Linked DNA regions of Homo sapiens: region 1 is linked to region 2. Evidence: read pairs that join two places in POLR2A ChIA-PET (ENCODE). Cell type or tissue: Panc1. All regions are shown on one strand. Region 1 overlaps SYCE2 (synaptonemal complex central element protein 2). Region 2 holds the start of MIR6794 (microRNA 6794).

Evidence for each region. ChIA-PET counts read pairs that join two places held together with the same protein. Peaks named below come from ENCODE experiments on the same cell type or tissue, not always from the same donor. Only the 100,000 strongest peaks of a DNase experiment are listed, where the experiment ranks them.
Region 1: POLR2A ChIA-PET joins it to region 2 with 5 read pairs; 11 of 35 experiments call an interaction of 5 or more read pairs at or near these places.

The regions. Positions count from the first base shown.
Region 1 is chr19:12,914,251-12,919,250 of GRCh38, forward strand. SYCE2 (synaptonemal complex central element protein 2) reads right to left here. Exons shown (of 6, transcript NM_001105578.2): 1 at 4,993-5,000; 2 at 3,972-4,087. Among named protein-coding and RNA genes, the nearest start is that of SYCE2, 2.5 kb to the right of the region's middle. RefSeq lists an enhancer at 4,723-4,862. In Panc1, no CTCF peak of the experiment used is centred here; no DNase peak of the experiment used is centred here; H3K4me3 peaks cover 285 bases.
Region 2 is chr19:12,851,109-12,856,108 of GRCh38, forward strand. MAST1 (microtubule associated serine/threonine kinase 1) reads left to right here. Exons shown (of 26, transcript NM_014975.3): 8 at 826-927; 9 at 1,007-1,139; 10 at 1,220-1,287. It overlaps MIR6794 (microRNA 6794), which reads left to right and starts at 1,152; the gene lies at 1,152-1,219. RefSeq lists an enhancer at 1,081-1,581. In Panc1, no CTCF peak of the experiment used is centred here; no DNase peak of the experiment used is centred here.

The DNA of each region.
Region 1 (5,000 bases), 63 kb after region 2:
TTTAGCAACTGGCTGTGTGATGGGGGGGAAGCCCTGATTCGTAGTGTTTGCCAATTTCCGTGGTGCAGAGCCTCCCACCATTAGCCAATTTCAGGCTACCAACATGAAGACGCTAAATGCCAAGTTGGGAAGAGATGTGTAGAATTGGCTCTTTCAAGCCGGTAGGAGCTGGCCCCAGTACATCATGGCCGGGAAACATCCTCCCTCATCCCCTTCCTGTGTCTTATGGCACAAGGCACTTCCTCCATCTGCCCTGCTAAAGGCCACCCCCCCCACACCCCCCATAAAAGCCTCCCACTAGACCTCCCTACACCCACACATTCTCCCTCCCAACCATTCTCTACAAAGCAGCCATATTTTTTTATTAATATTTTTTGAGACAGGGTTTTGTTCTTGTTGCCTAGGCTGGAGTGCAATGGTGCAATCTTGGCTCAGTGCAACCTCTGCCTCCCAGGTTCAAGCGATTCTCCTGCCTAACCCTCCCAAGTAGCTGGGATTACAGGCATGCACCACCACCCCTGGCTAATTTTGTATTTTTAGTAGAGACGGGGTTTTGCCATGTTGGCCAGGCTGGTCTTGAACTCCTGACCTCAGGTGATCCATCTACCTCGAACTCCCAAAGTGCTGGGATTACAGGCATGAGCCATCGTGCCCGGCCTGCAGCCGTATCTTTTTATAACGGGAACCTGAGCATGTCACTTCTGTGACCCAGCAGTTCCCCTCCTAGGTATGAGTATGCCCAGAAGAAATGAAATCATCTGTCCACACACAAACTTTTCTAAATGGATTTCATAGCAGTGCTGCTCATAATAGCCAAAAAGTGAAAACCACCCGAATGACTATCAACAGATGAGTGGATAAACAAAATGTGGTAGACTCATGTGGAATATTATTCAGCCATTGAAAAGATGAAGTCCAGATGCAGTGGCTCACGCCTGTAATCCCAGCATTTTGGGAGGCCACTGTATCTGGCCTGGAGTGATGAAGCTGTTTTAAAGTTGACTATGAGAATGGTTGTCCAGCTCTGAATATACCAAAAGCAATCAAATCATACCCTTCAAGGAGGTGAGCCGGGCGCGGTGGCTCACGCCTATAATCTCAGCACTTTGGGAGGCCGAGGCGGGCGGATCATGAGGTCAGGAGATTGAGACCATCCTGGCTAACACGGTGAAACCCCGTCTCTACCAAAAATATATAAAAAAAAAGCCAGGCCTGGTGGCACATGCTTGTAGTCCCAGCTACTCGGGAGGCTAAGGCAGGAGAATTGCTTGAATCTGGGAGGGGGAGGTTGCAGTGAGCCAAGATCATGCCCCCTCACTCCAGCCTGGGCAACAGAGCGAGACTCCATCTCAAAAAAAAAAAAAAAAAAGGTGAACCGTATGCTATGGGAATTATATCTCAAAGCTGTTACTGAAAAAACCTCTAGGATAAAGTCTGTAGCCCACAAAATGCCTCATAACCTGGCCCCTTCTGCAGCCCTCCCCTTGCACTCACCCCTGTACCCCACTCGCTCGCCTAGCCACACTGGCCTTCCTTTAGCTCCCCCGAATGCCACGAGCAGGGACTTCGCACGAGCTCTTCTCTCAACCCCTCCTTCCCCACCCTGCCCACACTTTCTGCTTCAACATCTCTTCTACAAGGACACCTTCCCTGGCTCCCCATTCCAGGCTGGCTGCCCACAGGGGAAAGGTCTCCCAGCACCATGATCTCTTCCCTGTTGGTGTTTGGTCAGATGCAAACAGCAGGAGGGTATGAGCATGTCTGTCTGGAGGACAGGAGTGTCCCTGCTGCCAATCACAATACTGCCATATCAGCCTTTTTTTTTTTTTTTTTCCTCGAGACAGGGTCTCACTCTGTCACCCAGGATGGAGTGCAATGGTGCTATCTTGGCTCACTGCAACCTCTGCCTCCCAGGTTCAAGCAATTCTCCTGCCTCAGGCTCCGGAGTAGCTGGGATTAAAGGCATGCGCCACCACGCCTGGCTAATTTTTTGTATTTTTAGTAGAAACAGGGTTTCACTATGTTGGCCAGGCTGGTCTCGAACTCCTGACCTCGTGATCCGCCTGCCTCGGCCTCCCAAAGTCCTAGGATTACAGGTTGAGCCACTGCGCCCGGCCAACATGAGCCTCCTTCTTGCTCTTTTGAGAACACATCAAGCTTATTCCTACCTGAGGGACTTCATACTTGCGGCCCCCTCTGCGTGGAAGGTTTGGGCCCAGAATGCCTCCTGGCTGGCCTCTTCTCATGTGACCTCTTCAGAGTTCTCCAACTGCTCTAAGGTCCCTGTCACTCTACTTGCTCCTTACTATATTTTGTTTCTTCATTCCACTTACTTGCCACCAGTTGAAATCACATTATTCACTTATTTATTTTTGAGACAGGGTCTTGCTCTTCCAGTGCAGTGAAGCAATCACGTCTCACTGCAGCCTCGACCTCCCAGGCTCAAGTGGTCCTCCCACCTCAGCCTTCCAAGTAGCTAGGGCCACAGGTGTGTGCAACCGCACCACACCACGCTCATTTCTTTCTTTCTTTCTTTCTTTTTTTTCAGAGAGATATGTCTCCCTCTGTTGCCCAGGCTGGTCTCAAACTCCTGGGCTCAAGGGATCCTCCTGCCTTGGCCTCCTGAATAGCCAGGACTACATGCATGCACCACCACGCCTGGCTGATTTTTGTGTTTTTAGTAGAGACGGAGTTTCACCATGTGGGCCAGGCTGGTCTCGAAATCCTGACCTCAAGTTATCTGCCAGCGCCAGCCTCCCAAAGTGCTGGGATTACAGGCGTGAGCCACTGCGCCCAGCCTCTACTATATATATACTTTTTTTTTTTTTTTTTGAGACAGAGTCTTGCTCTGTCACCAAGGCTGGAATGCAATGGCACAATCTTGGCTTACTGCAATCTCTGCCTCCCAGGTTAAAGCAATTCTCCTGCCTCAGCCTTCTGAGTAGCTGGGATTACAAGTGTCTGTCACCATGCCTGGCTAATTTTTGTAGACACAGGGTTTCACCATATTGGCCAGGCTAGTCTCAAACTCCTGACCTCATGATCTGCCTGCCTTGGCCTCCCAAAGTGCTGGGATTACAGGCGTAAGCCACCGTGCCCGGCCTACTAAATTTTTCTTTTTTCTTTTTTTTGAGACGGAGTCTCACTCTGTCACCAGGCTGGCATGCAGTGGCATGATCTCGGCTCACTACAACCTCTGCCTCTGGGGTTCAAGCGATTCTCCTGCCTTAGCCTCCCGAGTAGCTGGGACTACAGGCGTGCACCACAACACCCAGCTAACTTCTGTATTTTTAGTAGAGACGGGGTTTCATCATGTTAGCCAGGATGGTCTCCATCTCTTGACCTTTTGATCCACCCCCCTCGGCCTCCCAAAGTGCTAGGATTACAGGCATAAGCCACCATTCCTGGCTTTTTTTTTTTTTTTTTGAGACAGCGTTTCGGTCTTTTTGCCCAGGCTGGAGTGCAATGGCGCCATCTCAGCTCACTGCAACCTCCACCTCCTGGGTTCAAGCGATTCTCCTGCCTCAGCCTCCTGAGTAGCTGGGATTACAGGCATGTGCCACTATGCCCAGCTAATTTTGTATTTTTAGTAGAGACGGGGTTTCTCCATGTTTGTCAGGCTGGTCTCAAACTCCCGACCTTAGGTGATCCACCCGCCTTGGCCTCCCAAAGTGTTGGGATTACAGGTGTGAACCACTGCACCTGGCCAATATTTTTTAATAAATTGGCCCGACATTCTGGCCCGCCTCTAGTCCCAGCCATTTCGGAGGCTGAGGTGGGAGGATCACTTGAGTCTGGGAGGTGGAGGTTGCAGTGAGCCGTGATCATGCCACTGCGTGGTGACAAAGCAAGACGCTGTGTTAGGAGGGAAAAAAAAAGCAGCAGACACTGGCATAGCCTTGTGGAAGAAAAGGGTGAATGAGAGGGACCCAGGGGCCTGTGTAGACCCATAGGGCTGGGATCTTCCTCACCTAGCTGGCCCTCCACCAGCTTCCTCCTCGCAGTTCTCTTCCCACCGCGGATGCTCCTTGCTCTCCCCCAAGGGCTGCGGTTCCTGGTCTTTGCATTTCACATGGGGCACGTCCACCTGCAAGCACAGTCAGGACGGAGGCCAAGGAGGGAGGATGAGGAGTGAACAGATCGCCCTCCTGCCGACCCTTCAACCCTGGTCACCTCGATGTGCTGCTGCGGGACGGTGGGGACCCGCAGGAAAGACGGGCAGGGCTGGGGCAGGTGCCATGAGGGCAGGGGCATGGGGTGAAAGGACACTCTGTCCCTAGGGGACACCAGGACACCAGACCTAGAGGGGCCGGGTGAGGGCAGGGCTGTGGGAATGTAACTGGAGGACCTGGGCTCCTAACTGGTATGTGTGTTGGCTGGAGTCCTTCGAGAAAGGAGAAGAGGTAGGAGAAAAGAGATGAGGCCGGGCGCGGTGGCTCACGCCTGTAATCCCAGCACTTTGGGAGGCGGAGGCGGGCGGATCACGAGGTCAGGAGTGCGAGAACAGCCTGAGCAATATGGTGAAACCCCGTCTCTACTAAAAATACAAAAATTAGCTGACGTGGTGGTGCGTGCCTGTAATCCCAGCTACTCGGGAGGCTGAGGAAGGAGAATCACTTGAACCCGGGAGGCAGAGGTTGCAGTGAGCCGAGATCACGCCACTGCACTCCAGACTGGGCGACAGAGTGATACTTCGTCTCAAAAAAAAAAAAAAAAAGAAATGAAAGAAACGGGTGCGGTGCGTGGGTGTTTGTGCCTTTCTCTACTCCGTTCCGGCCACGCGCCATGTGTGGAAATCAGACCCGTCAGTGCGTCAGTCAGGGCCGGGTTCAGTCAGTCAGGAAATTTGAGGCCAGGCCTGATGAGAGGGAGCCCCAATGGCAAAGGACAAGCGGCCGGGCTCGGGTCCGCTGGAGATGGCTGGGATCGCAGCCGTTCCCTGCCTATCTGTCCGCCCGCCCCACGCGCGAGAAGGAAACAAGCGCCGCGTACTCCCTGTC
Region 2 (5,000 bases):
AGCTAATTTTTGTACTTCCAGTAGAGATGGGGTTTTGCCATGTTGGGCAGGCTGGTCTCAAACCCCTGACCTCAAGTAATTCACCCTCCTCTGCCTCCCAAAATGCTGGGATTACAGGCGTGAGCCACTGTGCCCGGCCTCTTTTTCTTTTCTTTTTTTCTTTTTTTTTTTTTGAGACAGGGTCTCTCTCTCTGTCACCCAGGCAGGAGTGCAGTGGTATAATCAGCTCACTGCAGCCTTAGCCCCCTGGGCTCAAGTAATTCTCCCACTTCAGCCTCCCAGGTAGCTAGGACTACAGGCACACACTACCACACCTGGCTAATTTTATTATTTGTAGAGACAGGGTCTCGCTATGGTTTTGTTGTTTGTTTGTTTGTTTGTCATTGCTTTTGTTTTGAGACAGAGTCTCGCTGTGTCACCCAGGCTGGAGTGCAGTGGTGTGATCTTGGCTCACTGCAACTTCTGCCTCCCAGGTTCAAGGGATTCTCCTGCTTCAGCCTCCCAAGTAGCTGGGATTACAGGCACCTGCCACCACGCCTGGCTCATTTTGCGTTTTTAGTGGAGATGGGGTTTCACCATGTTGGCCAGGCTGGTTTCAAACTTTTGACCTCAAGTGATCCACCCACCTCAGCCTCCCAAAGTGCTGGGATTACAGGCATGAGCCACCGTGCCCAGCCTCATTATTTTTACTGTGTGGCTTGGGCTTCAGTCTCCTCACCTGTAAGATGGGACAGTAGCAGCAGTATGTACTCTGAGGGGCTGAGAGAGGGGCCGGGCTGAGGCAGAGTGCCTATGAGCCCTGTCCCTCTGTGTCCCCTGCCACAGGCCTATGAACGCTCTGAGAGCTTGGAGGTGGCCTTCGTTACTCAGCTGGTGAAGAAGTTGCTTATTATCATCTCACGCCCTGCGAGGCTGCTGGAGTGCCTGGTGAGGGGGCTGGGCATGGGTAGGGGTGGGTTGGTAGACCCTGGGAGCCTGTGGTGAGCCCACTCCTGCCCTGCCTCAGGAATTCAACCCCGAGGAGTTCTACCACCTGCTGGAGGCGGCCGAAGGACACGCCAAGGAGGGCCACCTTGTGAAGACGGACATCCCCCGCTACATCATCCGCCAGCTGGGCCTCACCCGTGACCCCTTTCCAGGTGCCGGCTGGTGGGCGCAGGGGGACTGGGGGTGAGCAGGCCCAGAACCCAGCTCGTGCTCACTCTCAGTCCCTCCCTAGATGTGGTGCATCTGGAGGAACAGGACAGTGGTGGTTCCAACACCCCTGAGCAAGACGATCTCTCTGAGGTAAGGCTGGGTGGCTAAGCGGTCAGTACCCTGGTTCCTGGGAGGGCAGGGTGGGGCTCATCTCCGGCTTCTTTGCCCTCAGGCTTTGTGGATCTCTTGGTCCTACACTCTGAGCCTCAGTTTTCCCATCCATAAAATGGGATTAATAATAGCTCTTCCAGAGCCTGGCATGCTGGCTCATGCCTGTAATCCCAGCACTTTGGGAGGCCAAGGTGGGCAGATCACCTGAGGTCGGGAGTTCGAGACCAGCCTAACCAACATGGAGAAACCCCGTTTCTACTTAAAAAAAAAAAAAATGCAAAAATTAGCCAAGCCTGGTGGCACATGCCTCTAATCCCAGCTACTTGTGAGGCTGAGGCAGAAGAATCACTTGAATCCAGGAGGCAGAGATTGCTGTGAACTGAGATTACACCACTGCACTCCAGCCTGGGCAACAAGAGCGAAACTGTCTCAAAAAATAAAATAAAATAAAATAAAATAATTGCTCTTCCCCTGTGACCTCTTTGTCATGTTAAAATCCATGAAACATAAAATTTAATTTACTTTTTTAACCATTTTATTTTATTTTTATTTATTTATTTATTTATTTTTTGAGATGGAGTTTTGCTCTTGTTGCCCAGGCTGGAGTGCAATGGCACTATCTCAGCTCACCACAACCTCCATCTCCTGGGTTCAAGCAATTCTCCTGCCTCAGCCTCCCGAGTAGCTGGGATTACAGGCATGTAACACCACACCCGGCTAATTTTGTATTTTTAGTAGAGACTAAAATTTCTCCATGTTGGTCAGGCTGGTTGCAAACTCCCAATCTCAGTTGATCTGCCCATCTCGGCCTCCCAAAGTGCTGGGATTACAGGCATGAGCCACCGCGCCCGGCCTTTTTAACCATTTTAAAATGAACAATTCGGGGCCGGGTGCAGTGGCTTAGGCCTGTAATCCCAGCACTTTGGGAGGCCAAGGCAGGAGGATTGTTTGTGCTAAGGCATTTGAGACCAGCCTGGGCAGCATAAAAAATCAGCTGGGCGTGGTGGTGCACCCCTGTAGTCCCAGCTACTCGGGAGGCTGAGGTGGGAGGATCCTATGAGCCCAGGAAGTCAAGGCTTCAGTAAGCCATGATCACACCACTGCACTCCAGCCTGGGCAACAGGGTGAGACCCTGTCTTGAAAAATGAAATTAAAAATAATAAAGAATAGGCCAGGTGCAATGGCTTATGCATGTAATCCTAGTACTTTGGGAGGCCAAGATGGGTGGATCACTTGAGGTCAGGAATTCGAAACCAGCCTGGCCAACATGGTGAAACCCCATTTCCACTAAAAATACAAAAAAATTAGTTGGGCGTGGTGGCACATGCCTGTAATCCCAGCTACTTGGAAGGCTGAGGCAGGAGAATTGCTTGAACCCGGGAGGTGGAGGTTGGTGTGAGCCAAGATCCCACCACTGCACTCCAGCCTGGGCAACAGAGCGAGACTCTGTCTCAAAATAATAATAATAATAATAATAATAATAATAATAATAATGATTAATAGTAATAAATAAACAATTCTGCAGCATTTAGTAATTCACCATGCTGTACAGCCATTAGATCTATGTAGTTGCAGAACTTTTTTATCACCCCCAAAGGGAAACCTCACACCCATTACACACTCCCTCCTCATTCCTCCCTCCCTGCAGTCCCTGGCAACCACTAATCTATTTTCTCTCTCTGTGGAATTGCTTTTTCTGGATATTTCTTTTTTTTTTTTTTTTTGAGACAGAATTTCACTCTTGTTGCCCAGGCTGGAGTGCAATGGCGTGATCTCGGCTCACTGCAACCTCCGCCTCCCAGGTTCAAGCAATTCTCCTCCCTCAGCCTCCTGAGTAGCTGGGATTATAGGCATGCGCCACCACACCTGGCTAATTTTGTATTTTTAGTAAAGACAGGGTTTCACCATGTTGGTCAGGCTGGTCTCGAACTCCTGACCTCAGGTGATCTGCCTGCCTTGGCCTCCCAAAGTGCTGCGATTACAGGCGTGAGCCACATGCCTGGCCTTTTTCTGGATATTTCCTATAAATGGGATCGTATGCTCTGTGGCCTCTTATGACTGGCTTATTTCACTTAACATAACGTTTCTGAGGTTTATCCATGTTGTAGCTTGTGTCACTGCTTCATTCATTTTTATAGCCGAGTAATATTCCATTGAATGGTAGATGCATTCATCCACTGGTGAACATTGGGTTGTCCATCTTTCATCTGTTGTAAATAGTGCTCTTATGAATGTGGGTGTACAAATATTTGGCTGGACAACTGCTTTGAGTTATTTAGGATATACGTCTAGAGGTGGAATTTCTTGGTCATATGGTAGCTCTATGTTTAACTTATAGAGGAATCCTGCATGGGCTTTCGAGCAAGCTAACTGGCTGTATGTGTTAATGGCAGCTCAGCATGGGGAAAATTGCCAATTCTATTCCCAGGCCAGCCACACTTTGGCAGATGTTCCAGATGTCTAGTGGAGAGTCCTACCCCAATGGCCACACATGTGTTTTCTCTGAACTGCCTAGTATTTTTCAAAAATTTGGGCTGGGCCTGATGGCTCACGGCTGTAATCCCAGCACTTTGAGAGACTGCGGCGGGTGGATCACTTGAGGTCAGGAAGTCGAGACCAGCCTGGCCAACATGGTGAAACCCTGTCTCTACTAAAAAAATACATAAAATTAGCCAGGTGTGGTGGTGCCCACCCGTAATCCCAGCTACTTGGGAGGCTGAGGCAGGAGAACTGCTGGAACCAGGGAGACAAAGATTGCAGTGAGCCGATATCAAACCACTGCACTCCAGCCTGGGTGAGAGAGTGAGACTCCATCTTGAAAAAAATAAAAATAGATAAATAAAAGAAGCAAAATATAAAAATTGAAAGATTTTTGCTTCAAAATCTGGGTTTGGGCCTTCTCTTGAAAAATCAGAAGTTCTAGGGCTGGGTGTAGTGGCTCATGCCTGTAGTCCCAGCACTTTGGGAAGCCAAGGTGGCAGGATTGCTTGAGCCCAGGAGTTTGAAACCAGTCTGGACAACATAGCAAGACCCTGTCTCTACTTAAAAAAAAATAGAAGAAGAAGAAGTTCTAATAATACTGTGGTGGAACCAGCTGAGTGGGGGTGGTCCTGTGATATTGGGTACCTGCCCCTTCGTCATCCATGGCCTCCACCCTGGTCTACTGGCCCCTGAAGACGCTTAAGTTTGTAATCTTTATTTCAAATTGTGTCTATACAGTCACACAGATATATACACATACCTTTCCTTTATGTATATATTTAAAAGGAATCTCACAATATATGCCATTTGTTTAATTTTTTGAATAGGTAATGGAATGACATCACTCAAAATCTAAAACTCTAAAAAAAGGTATTTATCTCTCATTGTTTGTAGGATTCTGTTATTCCTTTTAATCAAACTTGTTAATTGAGTGATTCAAATCTTCCATCTCCCTATTCATTTATCTTGCCTGATTAATCTAATAGTTTCTGAGAGAAATGTGAAACCTTATTTTAAGCAAATTCTCCTTGTAATTCTGTCAATTTTTTTTTTTTTTTTGCCATTTTGGTTTTTATTTGATTATAGGTAAGAGTTCCATACAATAGTGTGCGAAGTATTGCAAACAATAAAGGAAAAATACAGCATAAGATACCTCTTACACTCTGCCCAATTCTGTCAATTTTTATGTCAGATATTTTTAGGCTACATTC